Linked DNA regions of Mus musculus: region 1 is linked to region 2. A link is a loop called in an ENCODE intact Hi-C map of the cell type or tissue named here. Cell type or tissue: left cerebral cortex. All regions are shown on one strand. Each heading gives the region's core, and the rest is flanking DNA. Links, peaks and the distances in the headings are about the cores only.

The links. Peaks named below come from ENCODE experiments on the same cell type or tissue, not always from the same donor. Only the 100,000 strongest peaks of a DNase experiment are listed, where the experiment ranks them.
Region 1: a loop joins it to region 2, with 2.3 times the contacts of the local background. A loop is called at or near these places in 1 of 42 quality-filtered maps.

Annotation. Positions count from the first base shown.
Region 1 is chr13:46,537,870-46,548,069 of GRCm38, reverse strand. All of the region lies in intron 3 of Cap2 (CAP, adenylate cyclase-associated protein, 2 (yeast)), which reads right to left. Among named protein-coding and RNA genes, the nearest start is that of Cap2, 41 kb to the right of the region's middle. In left cerebral cortex, for the core only: a CTCF peak has its summit at 5,787 (motif pointing right); a DNase peak (open chromatin) is centred at 5,117.
Region 2 is chr13:46,627,840-46,638,039 of GRCm38, reverse strand. It overlaps Cap2 (CAP, adenylate cyclase-associated protein, 2 (yeast)), which reads right to left. Exons shown (of 13, transcript NM_026056.4): 8 at 2,230-2,419; 9 at 19-191. Among named protein-coding and RNA genes, the nearest start is that of Fam8a1, 37 kb to the left of the region's middle. In left cerebral cortex, for the core only: no CTCF peak of the experiment used is centred there; DNase peaks (open chromatin) are centred at 3,326, 3,803, 4,040 and 4,520; H3K4me3 peaks cover 266 bases; H3K27ac peaks cover 2,539 bases.

The DNA.
Region 1 (10,200 bases), core at 3,286-8,285, 91 kb after region 2:
CAGGTCATATCTTAGGCATGGTGCACATGTCTCAACCTCGTTAGGGCTTTGCACTCTTAAACACACGTTAATGTGCCCATACAGGATTGTGACTCTTCAAATCACTTGCGGCATAATCATGCAACAAAATATTATAATGTTATATAACAAATGATAGTATAGGCATGCACTGATATGTCCATATGACTCGTCTCCATGTACTGACATGGAAAGCGGTTTGGCCTATGTTAAATAAGCATAGAAAAGTCTGAACCGGCAACAGAAACCAGCAAAGAAAGAGTTAAAATCGGTTGATTGTTTCCTGGGAACAGCTAAAGAAAGAAAACACCATTATGTTTCAAGCCATTAGCTTTCTTGACAGCCAGGAATATTGTTACCAGTTTGTGTTCCAAACAGAACCAGGTTCCCAAATTGACATCATTTTCAAATTCAATTGTTGTGTAGTTTGGACCCTCTCCAAATTCTCTCCCTTGTTTTCCTAACACTTAAGGAATCCAGATACTTTATCAACATCTTAAAACCAATCCTTTTGACATAGGAAGTAACCAACAGTTTCATGGTTGATGGCTCTTGGGGCCACACAAGTAAGAGACAGCAGCTAGGCTGCTTTAAGACCACAAAGGAAAGTCAGGGGCAATAAAACACTTCGTCTAGAATGCCCTATGGCTCTAAGCATTATCCTTTCACTTTGTGTTGTTTAAACCATATTATCTGGCTGTCTCTTTCTGCCTGTCTATCTATCCATCCATCTGTCTATATCTGTCTCCCTCCCTCCCTCCCTCCCTCCCTCCCTCCCTCCCTCTCCCTCCCTCTCCCTCTCTCTCTCTCTCTCTCTCTCTCTCTCTCTCTCTCTCTCTCTCTCTCTCTCTTTCTGTGCATGCACATATGTTTACGCAGGTGCATATGCATATGTGTGCACACATGGAAGCCGAAGGTCATCTTCAGGTGTCATTTCTCAGCCTCTGCCCAGTTTGCATTTTGAGACAAGGTCTCTCACTATGACTCAGGACTCTGATTAGGCTAGGCTGTCTGGCCAGCAAGCCCCAGGGACCTGCCTGTCTCCACTTCCCCTGCTCTAGGATTACAAGTGCCTATCACAGTACTTGGCTTTTTATATGTGTGTGTGTGTGTGGAGGGGGGGGGGATGAGGGGTATCAAAATCATGCTTGCTAGATGAGCATTCAACCAACCGAGCCATCGCCCTAGCCCCCCTTAAGTCACATTCTTACCCACCATCTCATAGATGTCCTTAAATAGCAAATAAGTTATGAAGGATTAAGCCTGTGGCTGCTTATAGAGAAGGGGAAGGGCCTTTATGATGACCGAAGAGCTCAGTAGGAAGATGTGGGTGGGAAACCACGAACTTCAGATTCACACAGCCTGAGCCCCATGGTCACAGCAGGGTACCCAACCTCCTGAGAGTCCTTGGTTTATCTTAAAAGCCACCTACCCTAGGAGATCCTTCCTCCCAAGGATCTCGTTAAATAATGTTTGTCAATCGCACTGCACAGTGACCAGACACACTTCAGGACTCAACAAAAGCTAGATCCCTTTACAGTCATCTGTCTTACTAACACAGAAAAGCAAATGCAAGACAGGGAGATAAAGTTGATATCCAGTGGCTAGAACATGTAGGGAGGCACCTGATACTATTCACTCACCAACCAGGTCCACCAGCATTGGATTTCAGATCCCACCATACATACTTGACTGTGAAAAGCCCCTTGTGGGGCTAGAGAGATGGCTCAGAGGGTGTATGATGTCAATGTACAGGTGTGCCTGGTGGGTGATGGCACTGTACCTGTGTACATCTGTTCCTGATGTGTGGTGCTATAGCACATGCGTACATGTGTGCCTGGTATGTGCTGCTGCTCAACATGTGTGTCTGGTGTTTGATGCTGCTGCACATGTGTACCTGTGTGCCTGGTGTGTGATGCTGGTGCACATGTGTACATGTTAAGAGCACTGGCTATTCTTCCAGAGAGGCCAGGTTCAATTCCCAGCAATCATGTGGCAGATCTCAGCTATTTGTAACTCCAGTTCTAGGGAATCCGACGCCGTTTTACAGATAAACAACATGCAGGCAAAACACCAAGGCACATGAAATAGAAATAAATAAAAAATGTTTAAAATTGAATAAGAGAGAAAAAAAACAATACTGGGGGAAAAAAAGAAAGAAAGGAAGGAAAAAGAAAAGTCCTTTGCCATAAAGACAGCTGGCCAGTTCCACAGATAACCCAGGCACAGGGCAGTCTGCAGCCCAGCAATGTGTGCTGGGTGAGGAAACCTTCCTGGTGCAAAGTAAAGTTTCTCTTTACTTTGTATTGCTGTTGGTGGCCTTAGTAAATAGCCCCTCAAGTGGTATACTGACTCCAGTTTTTTTTTTTCAATCCAGTTTGAAAACTAACTAGTCCTTTCTTCCTCTAGTGATAGCAGTCCCGAAGGTTTGTTATAAAATGTCTTTGTAAAGACATGGACATTCAGAAAGCAAAGGATTTTGGGAATCCTACCTCCAAAGAATGCTTACTGTTGGCGGGCCAGAGTCTAGCCTCCTGGACTTTATTCTTAATGAGGTAAATCTTTCTTCGAGCATAGATCACCTCCCACCCATACTCTTTTTAATCCCACTCTCAAAATCTCGTCCCTTGTCTCTCTTGTCCCTCTTGGGAGTTCCAAGATTCCCCTTACAATGGTTGCCAGGCATCAGAGATGGCGACTCTGCCCTCACAAAGAGAAGGGAGAGCCCAGTCTGGTAGTGAAAGCCGGAGAGAGCCTAGGCTCGCATTCAGCAGAAAGCAGTCAGACTCTCCACAGAACACTACCCCGCCCCCCCCCCCCCCCCCGCATCTTTGCCTTTCTCTAATTAAGTGAATAATCCCCTGGGTATCAGCATTCATAACAAATGGCCATTTTTCACTCAATGTTATTGTCGTTTAACCGAAAACACCGTAGGAGATTTCTTCCTAGCATTTTGTCATACCCAAAGTGCTGTTGGAAAATGGGGTTTTTCCTTTTAATCACCCATCACAGGAGCATTTGTAAAACTTAAAATATCTCATCAGAAGAAAAAAAAAAACTTAAGAAGACCAGACAAATAAAATCTCAGTTTTTTGTTTGTTTTGTTTTGTTTTGTTTTGTTTTCCTATTACTAAATCCAGGACACTTCAAATCACCCCATTTGGTTGCTGTAGAAGTCTTCAGCATCCTCCAGCTCTGGTACCCACCTAAAAGCTCAACGCCATCTGCACAATGCTTACAGGGTAGCCCCGCCTCTGGCCTGGCACACACCATCCGTGGCTTCCATGAGGGAGTGTGACAAATGACTCCTGAGTTGTCTAAGACATCCGTATTTGGATGTGTTGAGACAATCTACTGGGTTTTTCCATTCTCTCCTAGATGTTTACCATGATAGAAATACACACGCAGCGATGGTCTCATGAAGCCAGGGAGATTTGATTATTGGAAATACACAGGGAACCCCTAGCTAAAAATTTAATTTTGTAACATTTGCTTCCGGGCTCCAGTGTTTGCTTTTGTCTAATAGCTATGCTTTTGAACACTGATTGCGTGTGTGTGTATCTGTATGTGCGTGTGTGATTATCATGCCAAACCCCAGGCCAAACCGAGAAACCAAACAAAATTTGATTTCTTTTTATAACTCTGACCTTCAGTTGGAAATACTTACAGTCAGGGTCACAGAAGTATCTTGTCTCCGACTGAGCTCAGCTGGTTGCCAGTGATTACCTCCCAAAACTGGCAGTAAATTGGTGGATTTACTCCTTCCTTAAGAATTCTTGTCTTGCTTTCTTAAGCTGCCTAAGAGCCAGTTTTTCAACTGTTCCCTATCTACAGCCACAAAACAAAACAGGAGCAAAGAGATAGAGGGAGCTAGCTAAAAGATTGTCAGAGTGTTGATAAATTCAGTGTGTGTGTACGTGTGTATATGTGTGTGTGCCTGTGTAGAGTATAGGTGTGTGTGTGTATGTTAAACTTCTACAGAGATACAAAAATCTAACTCTCTCTCTTTCTCTTTCTCTGTTTCTCTCTCTCTCTCAATACTTTATTGCTAATTTATGCCTTAAAAATCTGGCCTTGGTCATTTATTTCTGACTGCTAGTCTAGACTCGGCTTAATTCAAATCATCAGCTCCAGCAAATCAACTCATCCGCTGATTAAATTACATATCAATAATTTGATTCATTCACCTAGATATTAATTTTTATGCTATTGTTTGGCAAACGCTTGTTACTCATTTCTTGTGGCCATAGTTCTGGAAACTGAGAGGTTGGGAGAAAACTATTTGTTTCTTGAATCTTGCAATAACCCCTAGCATTCAGCCAGTGGGCCTGAACAATCTCTAACTAAAGTAGCTAAAACTCAAGTATTCGTCAAGAGGCCTAATGGCTCCGGTCTGCACTCCCAGCGCTTAGGGGGCCAAGGCAGGAGATTTGTCATGAGTTTAAGGCCAGCCTGTGTTACAGAGTAAGGCCCATCCTCAAAGAGTTTAGTGAAAGGGAACACATTTACCCATGGACCACACATGAGAGAGAAATTCTTAGTTCATTGAACATCCTGTTCAATGAGTAAGGTATTATATATGTGATGTTTTAAAAGGATTTGACTTACACTATGTTAAAAACATATTTATACATAAAACGTATTTATGAATACACATGTGAACTGTCAGGTTTTAAAAACAATCCAATTTTTTGTTAACCTACTATTTAATTACAACTAGAAAGGGAAAAATATAGTGAAGATGAGAGGCAAAGTTTGTCATTGCTATGTGCACGGTAACAGATCGGCAGACACTTCTCTTAAAATCAAAGATTCATGGACTGGGCACCCACGTGTTTGACAGACACTGTGTGTCTTGTAGGTACCAAATATGGCATTATGAGGAATTTTTTTGAGAACGGTGTGTATATTTCATGTAGACATAACAAGATCGTCTAAATAAAATTAGAATATAAAGAACTCTGCATTTTAGGACAGAGCATGAAGCCATAATGTCCTCCCGTGATTGTATCATTCTGAAATCCAGACAGAACAAAGCAGGGACTCTGGCTTGGCAGAACTCTGTAGAGTGCGTGCCCAGCATACACAAAGCCGGGTTCAATGCCCAGCACTCAATAAACCAGGGAGGGGCATACACCCACAATCCCAGCACTCAGGAGGTGGAGGCAGGGGGTTAAAATGTTTGAGATTAAAGAATAAAAAGGTTCAAGGCAACCCTCGGCTGTCAACTGAGTCTCAGGCTAAGTTAGGGAACGTGAAACCTGGTTTCACACACAAAAGAAGCCAACCCAAAATAAACCAAAAACACACACACACACACAAACAAACAAACAAAAAAACCCAAACAAAACCCCCAAAGCAAATGTTCCCATTATTGGCATTGTTGTAGAAATATGGGGAAAGAGAAGAGAGGAGGATGAGACATAAAAGGGACAGCAAGGGACAGGACACTTAGTTTGTGGTATTTGGCAGTGTGACTTAACTTCTGATAGAAAATAACCCAGGGAGAGGCTATGTTTGAGGAGAAAATTCTAGGAAAATGATGTGGCCGGGCAGTGGTAGCTCACACCTTTGATCCCAGTACTCAGGAGGCAGGGGCAGCTGGAGCTCTGTGAGTTCAAGGCTAGCCTGGTCTACAGAGCTAGTTCCAGGGTAGCCAAGGCTCACAGAGAGGCTTTTTTGTTTTGTTTTTTTAAGATTTTTTTTTTCCATTTGTGTGTGTATGGGTACACTGTAGCTGTCTTCAGACATACCAGAAGAGGGCCTCAGATCCCATTACAGATGGTTGTGAGCCACCATGTGGTTGCTGAAAATTGAACTCAGGACATCTGGAAGAACAGTCAGTGCTCTTAACCACTAAGCCATCTCTCCAGCCTAGGACTTTCTTTTTATAAAGATGTTAAAAATTCATTGTGAGGTCTCACTGTGTAAATAAGGACATCTGCTTCTAATGTACACTGTACATTGTGTATACTCTCTCTACACTCTCTCCCTCTTCTGCCCCTGCGCTGTCCCTCCCCCTCCCACTAGTTCCTTTTATTCTCCCAGACAGTTCAGCTTCTACACATATGCACGCATGATTTTATGTATCTCCATAAAGCTAGGGACCACAAATGTGAGAAAACACATTCATTTTTCACAAAACTGCCTTGATTTATCAATTATGTTTACAGTTGCATCCATTTTCTTGCCAATTACTTCCTTCTTTATGACTGCAATAAATCTACCCCACCCCCCTCTGTTTCCATCCGCTACATTTTCTTGTCCATTCCTCCGTTCTTGTACACCCTTGTTGCTTCCCTAGCTCAACCACTGCAGATAATGTTGCGATAAACTTCCGACCTGGACTGAACTATGCATACATGCTGTTCTTTTACATAGTGATTCCATTTATCCAGGACTCATTCATTAGTCTACTTTCTTCCCAGATTCAACTCAAGAGGTATCAACTCTCTCTCTCCTCTCTCTTTCTCTCTCTCTCTCTCAGACACACACACACACACACACACACACACACACACACACACACACACACACACACACCCCGCCTGGACCTGTTCTGAATCCATCCCTGTATATGCTGGCTGCTCTGTTTGCTTAAGCCAATGAACTCAAAGAGGATTGGGAAAGCCAGGGCCATAACTCTCTCCTAGGACTCCTAGTGGCATCCATCATTATATGAGGGCCCAAAGCTGCAGAGATTTCAGAACCTGATCTAAGCACCTCACCCCATTCCCCAACCCGCTGTGAAAAAGACACATGGCCAGTTTGGAAGTGCAACCTGTTTCCGACCCTCCCTCCCTGCCCGTGACTTTCCACCTACTGAATTGCCAGCTCTGCAGAGAGCAGATTTCCCCTCAGATTCTGCAGTTCTGGTGAGGACTCAGCTTGGCTTGGTTTACTCAACCAAAGAATTCAATTGCACCCAAACAATCCTTTACTAACAGCAGTCCTGCCTGCCGGGCTGAGTTCATTGTGAAGGCTCTTCCTCTCCCAACATAGTTCAGCAGAATAGGCCAAAAGGGTTGTGAATGGAGTAAAAGAACCAGGGCTCACCACAGTCCCTACACATTAGTACGACTTTTTAGTTTGAAAATCAGAAAATTTAGTTAAGACGTAAAATAGAAAAAAAAAATGTTATTGCTACTTTAAAGTTAATTTGAAGACATCTCCTCCCAAAATGACAATTTACCAGGCAGTAGTTGCTCATGCCTTTAATTCCTGAACTTGGAAGGCAGAGGCAGGTGGATCTCTGAGTTCAAGGCCAGCCTGGTCTACACAGAGAATTCCAGAACAGCCAGGGCTACCCAGAGAAATCCGGACTCAAACAAACAAACAAACAAACAAACAAACAAACGGAAGTAACACAGTTCAAATCTGTAGGCTACACCTTAACTCAATGCTAAAAAATACCATTTTTTATTTGAACAGGAGATTTGATGTAAGAATAAATGGTATGTTTAAACTGCCCTGAACATAAAGAAGGGATTTAAAATGACTTAAGTATTTAATACTATGGTAATGGTAAAGCTCCAAAGTCTACATCTTCCCAGCCCCTTTCCAGGTCTTGCTAGTTAGCCCAGTCCAGCATTGAATTCTGGACCTTCCTGCCTCAGTATCCCAAGCTCTTCGAGTCCCACTTGGCTGCAATCTTCAGGCTGGGTACAATGTGGAAGCCCAGACTGCATACTTTATGATAAACAAGGTAGCTCTCCTATGATTCCCAAAGCTTCCTGTATCCCTTTGTCAAACATTTGGAAGGCAACACAGAGCAATTAGTCCCCTGAAATACAAGACTGGCTCAGAATTAGGAGCTATGTAAATATCAACCATCATGTTAAACATCTACAGAGAAAAGTCATATGCTTGTCTCCATCCAGGGATGCTCAAGCCAACCTTTGACCCGATTTTAATACTATTGTCGCTTAGACAGAGAAGGCATGGATTTGGACACTAACAATGATTATACTGGGTCTTGGCGAGATGGTTCAGTGGGCAAAGGGGTCTGCTGCTAAGACAGATGGCCTGAACTCGATCCCTGGAACTCAGGTGGTGGAAGGAAGAAAAACCTACACTGTAAGTTGTCCTCTGACCTCCTCACTCTTGCACGCCCCCACCCGCATAAATAAACAAGTCCATGTTAAAAAGTGATTATTCAGAGGTGAGGACTTACCTAACATGCATGAGCCCTGCCCAGACTCAACATCCAGCATTAAAGATAAGCCGGCATCACAAATGCACACACAGCCTCCTTACACGTACACAGTTTTTGGAAGAGCCAAATCGATAAAAAAACAAACCGCAGCAACTGCCAGGGAGGAAATGAAGGGAGAAGATATTTTTATGTCTCAGGAGAGAGGCTGGTGCGAATGGGAACCAGTCTATTCCAGCCATTGTAGAGATCAGTATGGCGGATCTTCCTCAGAAGATTAACAGTGGAGCTCCGTATAAGGCAGCTATCCGCCCCCTGCATAGGTGAGCGGCCCCAAAGAAACCCACCGCAGAGATAATTGGGATGGGTCACAAGAGCCAAGCCAGAACTGGCCTGGGTGCTCATCAGCAGATGAAAGGCTAAGAAAACATGACGTCATGCACACAGTAGGACTTCATTCAGCCATCATGAAGGACGAAATTACTCTGTTTGCAGGAAGATGAATGTAACTGGAACTCATACTAAATAAGTCAAAATCAGGAAGGGCAAATATTGTGTGTTTTCTCTCTATTTGTGGGTCTTAGATTATTCTAGAAGATAAAATCATTCATACACAAGTCATCAAAGTAGAAGCAAAATTGGGGGAATGGAGAGGATAAACAGGAAGTGGGGGGAAGGGGAATGACTGAGTGGATGTGGTCAAAGCATACTCCACGTGTGAATAAAATACCTTACGAAATGCATTACTGTGTACAATTAATACATGTCATTAAGAAGATAAGCCAATATCAACATCTATTACCACTATGTCAAAGTTCTGGGAAAGAAAACTGCATGGAAGGCATAAAACTAAGGCTGGAGAGATGGCTCTGTGCCGTTCCAAACCTCACGGCCCGAGTTTGATCCTCCCCTGAACCCACATGGCAGAAAGAGAGAGCTGCCCCACAAGCTATCTTCTCATTCTACGTGTGTACTCTGGTACCTGGACACCCCAACCCCCAGACGGGACACTCTTTCCCACTAGACTAGACCCTCCCCTCAGATACTTTCTGCTGCTTCAGTTGGCATCAAAGATCACAAGGGCAGGGCGACACAGAAGAGCCAAGGTCAAGGACACTCAGTGCTATCCTAGCCTGCTTCTCAGCTAGAACTGGGAACGAAGCCTTGATTTATTCTCCAGGGCTCTGACCCCTCTGCTCAAGCCTCTGCCCTGGAATATACCCCCGCTCCCAACATGGAGGAGTTTAGTTTCCCTTACAAGAACTTTTAGGAGACTCACTCAGACCTTTGTAGCAGGGCAGAAATGTGCCTTAACACATAGCTTTTCCTAAAATTATATTAATTTAATGTATTATTCATTTCTTCAGTGTGTGTGTGCATGTGTGTGCGCACGCGCGCGCGCATGTGTGTGTGCATGTGTGCTCATGTGCTTGTACTACACAAGTGTGGAACTCAGTGGACCGTTAAGAGTCAGTTCTTCCTTTCCACATGCGGGTCCCGGGGATTGAACTCAGGCCCTTAAGCTTGTCTGCAAATGCTTTTGCTCACGGCCCCATCATCTCACGGCCCCTCCCACATAGAAGCTTTTGCTGACGGAATAATAAATACATTATTTATTCAAAAAGCTAAATTAAACTCGATTACTAAAAATGAAGAAGAAAAGCACTCAGGGGATAGTTTAGCAAAAACCCCATTGCCCACGCTCCTGTAAACAATGCTAATTAAATTAACTGCCACCAAAGCGAGAGGGGGAGGGAGGGAGAAAAGGGGGGTGGTGCACTAGTTGAGAAGAAATGGACTCAGCAGGAGTGGGAGAAGCCGAGAGAGCCAGGGATGGATATGGTGAAGACACTCTCAGTGTTAGCATTTCTTCTAGGCTCTGCCCCACAGTTACCTGGCAACAGCCAGGTATGCCTGACTCACTATAAAGGGGGCTGCTTGCCCTCTCCTCTCTCTTTAGCTCTCTTACTCTCTTACCCTCTCTGCTCCTTCTCTCCCCATTCCCCCCTTCCACCTATTCAAGGCCAGCC
Region 2 (10,200 bases), core at 1,985-6,984:
TCACAGGATTATACTTACCACTCTCCACTTCTTCCCTTCCAGCTCCAACACTGGAGTATGTTTCTGAGGAGAATTCGATTTTGGAGATGTGGGGCTCGGCGTGTGAGTTTTGGTTGGAGAGCGAATCTGTCCTTGAGCCCTCAGGCTGGGATTCTTGTATGTCTTCTTGTCATCTGTGACATGCCGGAGCCCTAGGAAGGCAGGGCAGTTTTAATTGTCAACTTACCCTAAGGAAGGATGCTCTGGGGAGAGAATCTCAATAAGAAAGTGTCTAAGTCAGGTTGGCCTGTGGCCATGTCTGTGGGGGATTGTCTTGACTGGTATGAGAACAGCTTGAAAATGGGCGGCACCCTTCCCTGGTTGTGGGCCTTGGAGTATATAAGAGTAGGGAAAGCTAGCTGAACACTATGCATGCGTGTGTTCACCTTCTCTCTGCTCTTGACTGTGATGTGACTAGTTGCTTCGGGTGCCTGCCTTGACTTCCCCACAAGGATGGACTGTAACCTGGGATTGGAAGCCCTTCTCCCTTGAAGTCACTGTTGTCACAGCAACAGAGAAGAAACTAAAACAGATGGTGGCACAGCGTAGGTACAATCATCCCATCTTATGAAGAAGGAAATAAGTGCCCACCATATAAAGTACAGGAGAACTTTTGGTGAGGTGTGTAAGAACTATTGTTTCAGGTCCATATACGGAGACTGAATCCTGTGTAAGTTTAGACTGAAAGAAACGCCGTGTGTGTGTGTGTGTGTGTGTGTGTGTGTGTGTGTGTGTGTGTGTGTGTTTAAAGAGCATTATTTTTAGGATATAAATGTCCCTCTAGGCCCATGGAAAACTTGGTCTCTAGATCAAGACACTCCTCTGCGGGGTTGGAGAACCTTTAGATTCGATCACAAGTTTAAGGTGAATCCTCGCTGGAAGAAGTTAAGTCACTGGTTGCAGGTCCTGAAATACCATAGCCTGGCCAACACTTCCTGTCCACTTCCTGTCTGCTTCCTGTTTTACCAAGAAGTGAGAAGATGAAGGGTCAACTCAGCTGGGTTTGCAACCACCTAGGAGACACAACTCTGGGCGTGTCTGTGAGAGAATTTGCGTAGATTCATCACTGAGCAGAGAAGCCTCTCCCCAAATAGGGATGACCCATGCAATGGGCTGAGGCCTCAGCCTGAAGTAAAGGGAGAGCATGAACTGGGTACCAGTGTTCATGCCCCCTGCTTCTTGACCCACTATGATAGGAGCAAGCAGTCCTGTGCTGCCGGCCACCACCATGACTTTCCCTATCGATGGATGGACAGTGTCCTCTCAAACTGTGAGCCAAGACAGATCATTCCTTGAGTTGCTTTTATGAGGAATTTTGTCACAGTCATAAGAAAAATAATGAACACGGCAAAGAACCCTGTTTTTAAAGAGATGACACCCCTACTGTGCAAAAAGCAATCAAAAAAACCCCTACAATTCCTCAAGCCATCTAAGCCCCTAAAGACTGCCTGGTTGACACACAGCTAAATCATTAATTAAGTATGGTTTAGAATGCTATGCCACCCCCAGAAAGTATTTTTTTTTCCAGAGTTTGAAATCAGCTTTAGAGTTAGAAGCCCATCCCTTTACTTCGAAAGTGAGTTTCAGAGCGATGAGCAGCACAGGTCTGAGCCAGGAATAAATGTGAAGGTTTGAGTTCTTAGCTTCCAGCCCCATGTGGAGCAACCTCTATAGCCTCAATCTTACTAAATGTGCAAAACAAAAATACCCACAATAGACCTTTTTGGCCACATGACTATATTGTCTAGCATGAGTATACTTTTGATCCTGATAAATGTTAAACATTTGTATTCAAATAACCAACTACTTGCCATATGAAGATAAAGGTAGTCCAATGGTAGACCTTCCAAGAGGTAGGATAGGTACTATTTGCCATTTTTATGTCATTTGCCCTTGATGACTTGGTTTTGGAGATTGGTGGGGAAGCCCTGGGGCCAAGGAGGCACCAACCATTGGTCAGCTGAGCACCTGGAATCTCAGAGTTCTTACTGGTCTGTGTTGCAGCCCAATGAAGCCTATGTTCCTGGAGCTGGAGAGCACCCGGGCTCTCACCTCAAGAGGCAGCTCCTTCTCCCTGTATCCTAAGGATGGTGGTGGAATGGCATACATTTCCCTGAGGCTGTGGAGAATCCATATGCCTAGAGTCAAAGGGAGAGGGAGTCGGTTGGTTTCCAGGATTTGTTTTCTTACCTTTAGTGATGGCTTCTCCTTGATTGAGCTGGGCAAATAAAGCTGAGCGAGAAGGGGAGGGCTCCTCCTTTTTATCCTCATTCTCAAAGGGTGGAGGTGGCCCAGGAGGAGGTGGTGGTGGAGGTGGTGGCGGGAGACCAGGCCCAGAGGAGAGGATGGAAAACGCTGACGCTGTGGATGCCACAGGACCCTGTGGGAGACAGAAGATGGGAGCTTTGCTGAGACCAGAGCTCTGGCTGGGATTGTCAGGGGTTCAAGACTCTCCAACAGGGTCCCGGAGGCATAGCCATGCATCGAGAGCCTTTTGGAAGGTCCTGGATCAGGGGGTGTGTTCTTGGGAACACACAGTCTGTTGGGTGGGTCCTGCATGTTTAGAAATCTCACTGCAAAGTCATCAGCATACAAATATCCACAGGCCCATGTTCATGTCCAAGGCTCTGGATAAGAATGAAACCCAGGGCTGGAGAGATGGCTCAGTGGGTAAGAGCACTGACTGCTCTTTCAGCTTCTGTCAGCTAATGTAAGTAAGTTTCCTTGAATCTGGAGTTGTAGTCAATTGTGAACTGCTTGACATGGGCGATAGGAATCAAACTCAGGTCCTCTGGGAGAGCAGGGAGTCTCTCTTAAGCATTGAGACCTCTCTTCTTCATATTAATATTTATAAGCACCGACATATAGCTATATACCTATGAAAAGGAATTAAAAGCCAATTAAATTTTAAAGCGGCAGACCTAAGGGGAGTGGGACATTCCAGGCATTTTGCTACTGAGAGTCTGCGGCAGGGGAATGACTAGTTTCAGACAATCCTGGGCTTTTCATATCGAGGTAAGTTTGGTCTGCCCAGTAAGACCCTGTCTCAAAATATGATGTAATAGGAAACTAAGAAACTGGGGGAGATAGAGTAGTTTGTGTGTTTTCCGTACCAAACACAAGGATTGAAACCTTATATAAGTGCCAAATGCTAATGAGCACAGCATAATCTTATTTTCATAAACAACTCGGTATGATGAGATGTCAAAGTCAGGAAGTTTTAATCTGCAGTTGTCTTTTAAAACAGCTATTTTCAAGCACTTACATAATCTCTATTCAGCACAGAATCGCTGTGAATAGAAAAGACTCTTCTCTTATTCAGAATGTGTATCTCTGAGCCTCTGAGAGGCGGAAGTCTCCTCTCCCGGAGCTACAGTTTACTGCACTTTTGTTCTTTGTTTTTTGTTTTTGTTTTTGTTTTTCCTAAGGAGGAGCATCCTGACTCCTTCAGGATTCTGGGGTCAAGCAGAAATGGTTTCATAGTTCTTGAGACTAATCAATTTTTTTTTTCTCCCCGGGATCCTAAATGATTTCTGTCATGTTACTGAGATGAAATTTGGGGGACCTGCTCAAACTCATAGAGGACACACAGCATAAGCTTTGCATGTCAGGCCGTATCCCAGGCCTCAGTGACAGACACACTGAGAGCCACAGAATACTAGGCTTCCTCATAACCACATCATTATCCACACAGCCACAGAGGGGCAGTCCCCTCCCCCATCATCCGAGACACTTCTGCTTTGCAGGCACTCTGTTTTGTGGCTTCCGTATTTTAGGAACAGGCTGGGAGATGTCGCAGCAATGGACAAACCATATCCCATCTTCTGGGGACTTTGACATATTCAGTAGGTGACAGCCGACAGAGAGGGTTTACAGAGATAAATGTGGAAAATAAAATCTCCCACACAAAGGCGCCTGGAGCCTGTGAAATGCTGCCCTGGACGTGCCCTTCGGAGGTCCAGCCACATTTGTACAACATTCGCTGGGTACCAGGCTCCGGTTTCCAAGGTTACTTTCCAATTAGCATTCCGGGGCTTTTGCCGAACAGTGGACTTGAAACCAAACTGATTAGACCTTCCCTGAATTGAATCTCTTCGGGCTGCCCCCGCACGCAGCGGAGGAGCTAAGCTTTCCTGCCTTCTTTTTTTCTGTACCTGTTACAGACCTCTGTGGCTTGGCACCTAGTGGGCAGCAGCCAGCAAGATGGATCCCACCCGAAACCCAGTGAAAGAGGGAGGAAGGCCCTGGGATGGGGGTGGGGGTGGGGGTTGAGGAAGGATTCTCTGGTGCCAAATGTTTTCATTGGTTTAGTACTGACGGACTGCTCAGGCAGGATTTAGCTCTAGATTTATTGGAACACATGAAATACCTACGAATCTGTTAAAATTTCCCAAGTCGAGGCTTTGTGGCAGAAATACTAACTGGAGAATGCAAGCAGGGTGGGCTGCATACTCCTCTGTGTGTGTGTGTGTGTGTGTGTGTATTTTGCCCACACACCCCCACTTGGCGCTTGCAGTGTGGGCATAAGTGTGGGAATAGTCGTCCTGTCCTGTGGGCTGAGATGAACCTTTAAATAGGATGATGTCACTTGGGCTGTACGGAAATTCCTCTGAGAGAAAAGAAAGAGACCCCAGAAAAGCTGTTTGCATTTAGCAAGAAGTCAGCAGCCAATGCCAGGGGCACAGTTCTAGCCTGTATCTGCTGATTTTAAAGCTGCCTTTGCAGAAATCCATTATCTATATTCAGATTTTTATTTTTTCAGAGACCCGTCATCTGACTTAATATATTTGTATTAATTCTTTGAGAATTTTATACATGCTTACAAAGTATTTTGATCATATTTATTTCCCCCTACCCCCAACTCCTTTTCCTAACTCCCTCTAGGTTCACCATTTTCCTTTCCACCCCACCCCCAACTCCCTGTGTACCACATCGGCTTGGAAATCACAATCTAGCCAAAGATGACCTTGAACTCCTGACCTATCTGCCTCCACCTTCCGTGATCTGGGATTGCAGGTGTTTACTACCAGGCTCAGATACATTAACAAAAGAAGTTGTGATTGTTCATTTATGCAGGTGCCCATGCATCTCATGAGGCTTGTGCAGGGGTCAGAGGACAACTTACAGGAGTCGTCTCTTTCCTTCTTCCCTGGGAATGGAACCCTGGTTGATCAGGCTTGGTGTTGAGCCATCTTACTTACCCGATCTGGGTTTTGTTTATTTAAAGTCACTGGTACACAGGAAGTTGGGGGTGGGGTGGAAAGGAAAATGGTGAATCTAGAGGGAGTTAGGAAAAGGAGTTGGGGGTAGGGGGAAATAAATATGATCAAAATACTTTGTAAGCATATATGAAATTCTCAAAGAATTAATACAAATATTATATTAAGTCAGATGACGGGTCAAATGAAAGACTAGATGGATTACCTTGTTAAATAGCAGTTTCCCTGGATCTCCACTTAGAATACATGTGATGGAAGCACGGAGAGAAATATAACATCTTTGACTTTTTTCCCTTTTTGAGACACAGTCTTGCTAATGTAGCTCAGGCTAGCCCCATGCACCTGTTCCTATCTCAGTCCTCCCTGTGCAAGGATCATTAATGTGCGTCATTATGCCTGGCTTGATTTAGTTTTAGTCTCTGCTGCTCCACATTGGCCTCTCACACCCGAACCTGGTTGTTGTTGTATGAATGTCTGGAATGGTCTTCGTGTGGTGGGGAGATTGGGCCTCTTGGCTTTGGTACTGGAGCCCTCAGCATCAACTCGGCCTTCACAATGGCTCTGCCATGCCTTGGTTCTCCATTGTAGAATCTGGCCTCTTGCTCAGTTACTTCTGTACTCACCGACTACAGGAGCAACTCACGTGTGCCCAGATCCTGGTTCCTGACGGAATGAGTGCTCAAGTGTCCTGGGAGGGGGTGTGTGTCTCAGTGTCCTAGGGACTAGAGACTGGAAGTCAGTGATCCTCAGCAAGCTACCTTTGAAAGGTAGACATATCAGGAGAGGTAGCTGATATGTTGGGGTATCCAGACTGAGTGGGAACTGTCACCAGGGCCCGGTGCCTTGGGTGCCCATTGACAACAGTAGGACCTGAGGCTGTAGGCAATGCAGGGCAGTAGAGTTCAGAGGACAGGGCGCTAGAGCAAAGTGGATTTTGCCTTCTTCAGGATTTGAGTTGGGCCTGTGCAGACACATGGCAGAGCTTGCCACAGGGCGAGTTTGTCTGGAGGGATCTCTAAAGAGGTAAGTCCTGCCTTGGGAAGCTGGGGGTGGGGGGGTTGGCACTGAAGAGGGTTCCCTTCTCTGCTGGGTGCTGCTTCGGTCTTGAGAAACTGCCAGACCGGCACAAGGACTCCCCTCATTCCGTGAGTGGAAGCTTTGGGATTAGATCTGTGTGAAGCACCAGGCTGATGAGAGGTAGGGTCTACTTGCAAACTTGGGGTCTTTTTCAAATGTTCTTCCTTCCTCCCTCGCTTCCTCTACACCCATCTCTCGTGTGTCTGTGAGTGGACAGATGCAGGCTCTGTTCTTCAGGAGCCTCCATTAGGCCAAAGAACAACTTTTCGGGAGTCAGTTCTGTCCTTCCATAGAGTGGGTCACAGAGGTGAAACTCAGGTCATCTGGGTGGGTGGCAGGTGCCTTCACTCACTGAGCAGGTTTGCCAACCCTACCCTCTCATGGCTTTTAAAAAACAAAATAACAAAACAAAATAAAATAAAACCAAACCATGGGCCCTGCGTGCTGAAGCTCAGATTTACCAGCCGAATCACTGCCCCAGCACAAAGAAAGCTTTTCTTAATAAATTCTTTTATAATATGTGTGACTTGAACAATATCTTTCATTTTATAGCCATGGGGCGTAGAATCAGACATCTCAGCACTCAGCACCCAGGGAGGTGAGGTCATGTGACTGGGATGAGGTCACCTAGCCCGGGGACGCTGAGAGCTGAAGGTGGCCATCTCAGTGCAGGAGCTCTGTGGGAGGCAGACTTCACCTTACCAAAGCAGCAGTGACCGGTCCAGCCAGATATAAACACTTAAGCCTTTCTGAGGCTGGGGAGATGAGTCTCTGAAGTGTCTTAGAGTCTTCAAGCTGGGCACAGTTAAAGAAGAGCATCTATAAAAGTCGTGTAACAATGGCTCGCCACTTAAACAATTAAAAAGAAAAGCAGAACACTTGTGATTTCCAATGGCTCTGTTCCCGGTGCAAAAGTTCACTTGTGTTGCAAGAACACGGCACAAAAATCCCAAATGAGGCTTTTAAGGCCTATTAAGATTAATTCTGAGAGCAGATGTTTGATTATGGACTTTTTTCTTTTCTTTTCTTTTTCTTTTTTTTTTTTCCTGGCAAAAAGACGTCTAAAAGAAAGTTAATGTTCTACAAATCTCTCTAAATTAATGTCACTGTCCCAGGAACAGCTGTCTCTCCCATTTTTAAAGCCGTGAACTGTAGGCAGAAAACCAAGAGACATTCTCAGTGGCACATGGGCATTTGCAAGTTTGGGGTAATCTTCAGTTACGTGCACTACGTCACATACGCCACAGCCTACATTACGCACACCACAGGTCCAGCTGTACCCGTTGGTTTGTTTTGTTTGATGGCCGCTCCCCAGAACAGTTAGGACTCATTTCTTCAGAAGTCAGACTTTAGTTTTTGGTGTTTCTGAGACAGGGTCTTGAATTTACTATGTAGCCCAGGCTGGCCTCAATACTCCCAGTGATCTTCCCTCAGCCTCCTGGGTGCTGTGATTACAGGTATGAGCCACCAGGATAGCCTCTTAGAATTTAGAGTTTTACTAGAGAGGGAAATTACTGAAGATATTAAGTGGAGTCTTACTATTTTTCAATGGTGGCCATTCTATATAATTAATTGCATGTTTCTTCCTCCTAACGCTACTTCTTAAGTAGCCAAGTCATTCCGATATAGTGTAAACTTACTTCTAAATATGCCATAAAAATGATTTCAGTTATCTAGATTTTTGTGTTTGTAGAAAGAAAAGCCAGGAGGACTAGCCAGTGTGGGGCCATGGAGCCAGACATAGGGTTGCAGTGACTTAAGAGCACACCACTGGGGGGCTTTGCAAGTTTCCTAGTCCTGAAAAGAAGAGATCGAGGGGATTTAAGCAAAGAAGAAATATATACAGACAGCATTAACCTCCAGCTTTGAGGATAGGTCAGGCGACCAGTATCTTGGTTGGTATTTTTACCATCATTTAAAGAGCAGGGACCAAGAACACAAAATTATCATGTGATTCTTTCTTGGAACAGGTGGATTATGTTGCTTACACCAGGGCCTTTGCCGAGACTTCTCTTCTATAAAACTAGCTTAGCGACGGTAATATTTTGAGCCACCTGTCCTTAAAGTATTTGTGGAGATGGGAGATAAGGCCACAGGAATGGAGCAGCTGACACTCAGCAGTATTTATGGGTCTTGTTCCTCTCCTCCCTCCTTCAGGGACACACACACACAGTTGGTTCCCTTGTTTCTGGGCAGAATCTCTCTGGTTGTCCTTTGTTGAACCGTCTTGACCTGTTAATCACTAATAAAGCCCGCCACTAACCAGTCTCCAGGTAGCAGTGACAGCTCATGCGTGCCTGGTCATACCCTCAGATGGTCACAAGTTCCCAGGCCCTGTCACTCACAGTTTGGATACCACAGGAACTCATGATGTTTTACAGCTAACATTTTATATAAAGCACTGTCCATTACCTTTTCAGAAGACAAAGAACCCCCGAATGGCCTGGTATGATATAATACATGAAACATAAGAGCAATAAATGTCATTTCCATAATAGGAGACACTGACTAAAGAAAGAGCAAAAGCCTCTCTCCTCTCTTCTCTCTCTCTCTCTCTCTCTCTCCCCTGCACCCCACCCCCGTCTCTCTCTTCCCATAGGTCCATGAAGATCAGCTGGCCTCGAACTCACTATGTAGCCAAGGATGACTAGATTTCGATCCTCCTGTTCCTAGCGCCCAAGTGCTGGGATCACTGCCGGGGATTGGCATAGGCTTCGAGCATACTGGGCCAGCACTCTACCACCCCAGCCCTTAACCAGTCTTTCAACCTCAAATTAATGTAGGGTTCTTTTGTTTGTTTGTTTGTTTGTTTGTTTGTTTGAAACAGGGACGGATGTAGTCTAGGCTGACCTGAAATTCACTGTACACCTTAAATGTCAGATCCCCCTGCTTGTGGCTCTGTGGTACTGGGTTCACAGATGTACACCACCACTCCCGGAAGTTCACCCCTCCTGAGACATGTTCTTGTTGTGTGGCTGGCTGGCCATGAGACTCGATGTAGAACTGGCTGTCAGTGACCCTTCTGCCTCTGTCTCTCAACTGCTAGGATCTCAGGTGTGTGCCACTGTGATTGGCTACACACACACACACACACACACACACATACACACACACAATTTCTGCATCTTGATCAATGGCAGTCAGATCAACATGTTTCCAAACATAAAGAACATCCTTGTGAACCGGCAGATTTTACATCGACACTAATGTCACAGTTCCATTACAATTATAACAAAGAAAGATGATTGTGGAGATTTGGCTCAGTGGGTAAGCGTGCTTTTTCTTCGAGACACGAGGACCTGTGTTTGGATTTCCAGCACCCACATAAAAGATGGGTTATTGTTATGTGTGCCTGTAACCCCAGCACTGGGGAGCAGAGACAGGCTAGTCAGCCTAGCTAAGATGGTGAGCCTGGTCCAGTGAAAGAGAGCCAGGTGGAATAGAGACCCCTGTCTCAAGGCAATGAAGAAAGAGTTGTGGTGGGGGGTGGCGGGGACACTGGACGTTCTGCTTAGGCCTCCACATATTTGCAGGCAGGTGCACACCCCCATACACTCAGATGCATGCACACCACACACACAGATAAGAAAATAATGAAATAAAACAGATACATCTCTGCATAGCAACGGAAGGATGCACATCCTAGCAACGCAAGTGCAAGCCGGCTCGGACTCATGGCTCCGGGCTGAATTCTTTCTACCACTTGTTAGGATTTTGAGACTTCTGCCAAGGAAAAGAAAGCTCCCGGGACCCGTTCCAAGAAAACAGAATTGTTAATAATACCACAGAGAAGTGCTACATAATATTTTAAGGACATGCTTATTAATAACGTTTGGAAAGCCAATTTAAAGGCTGTTTTCTCTTT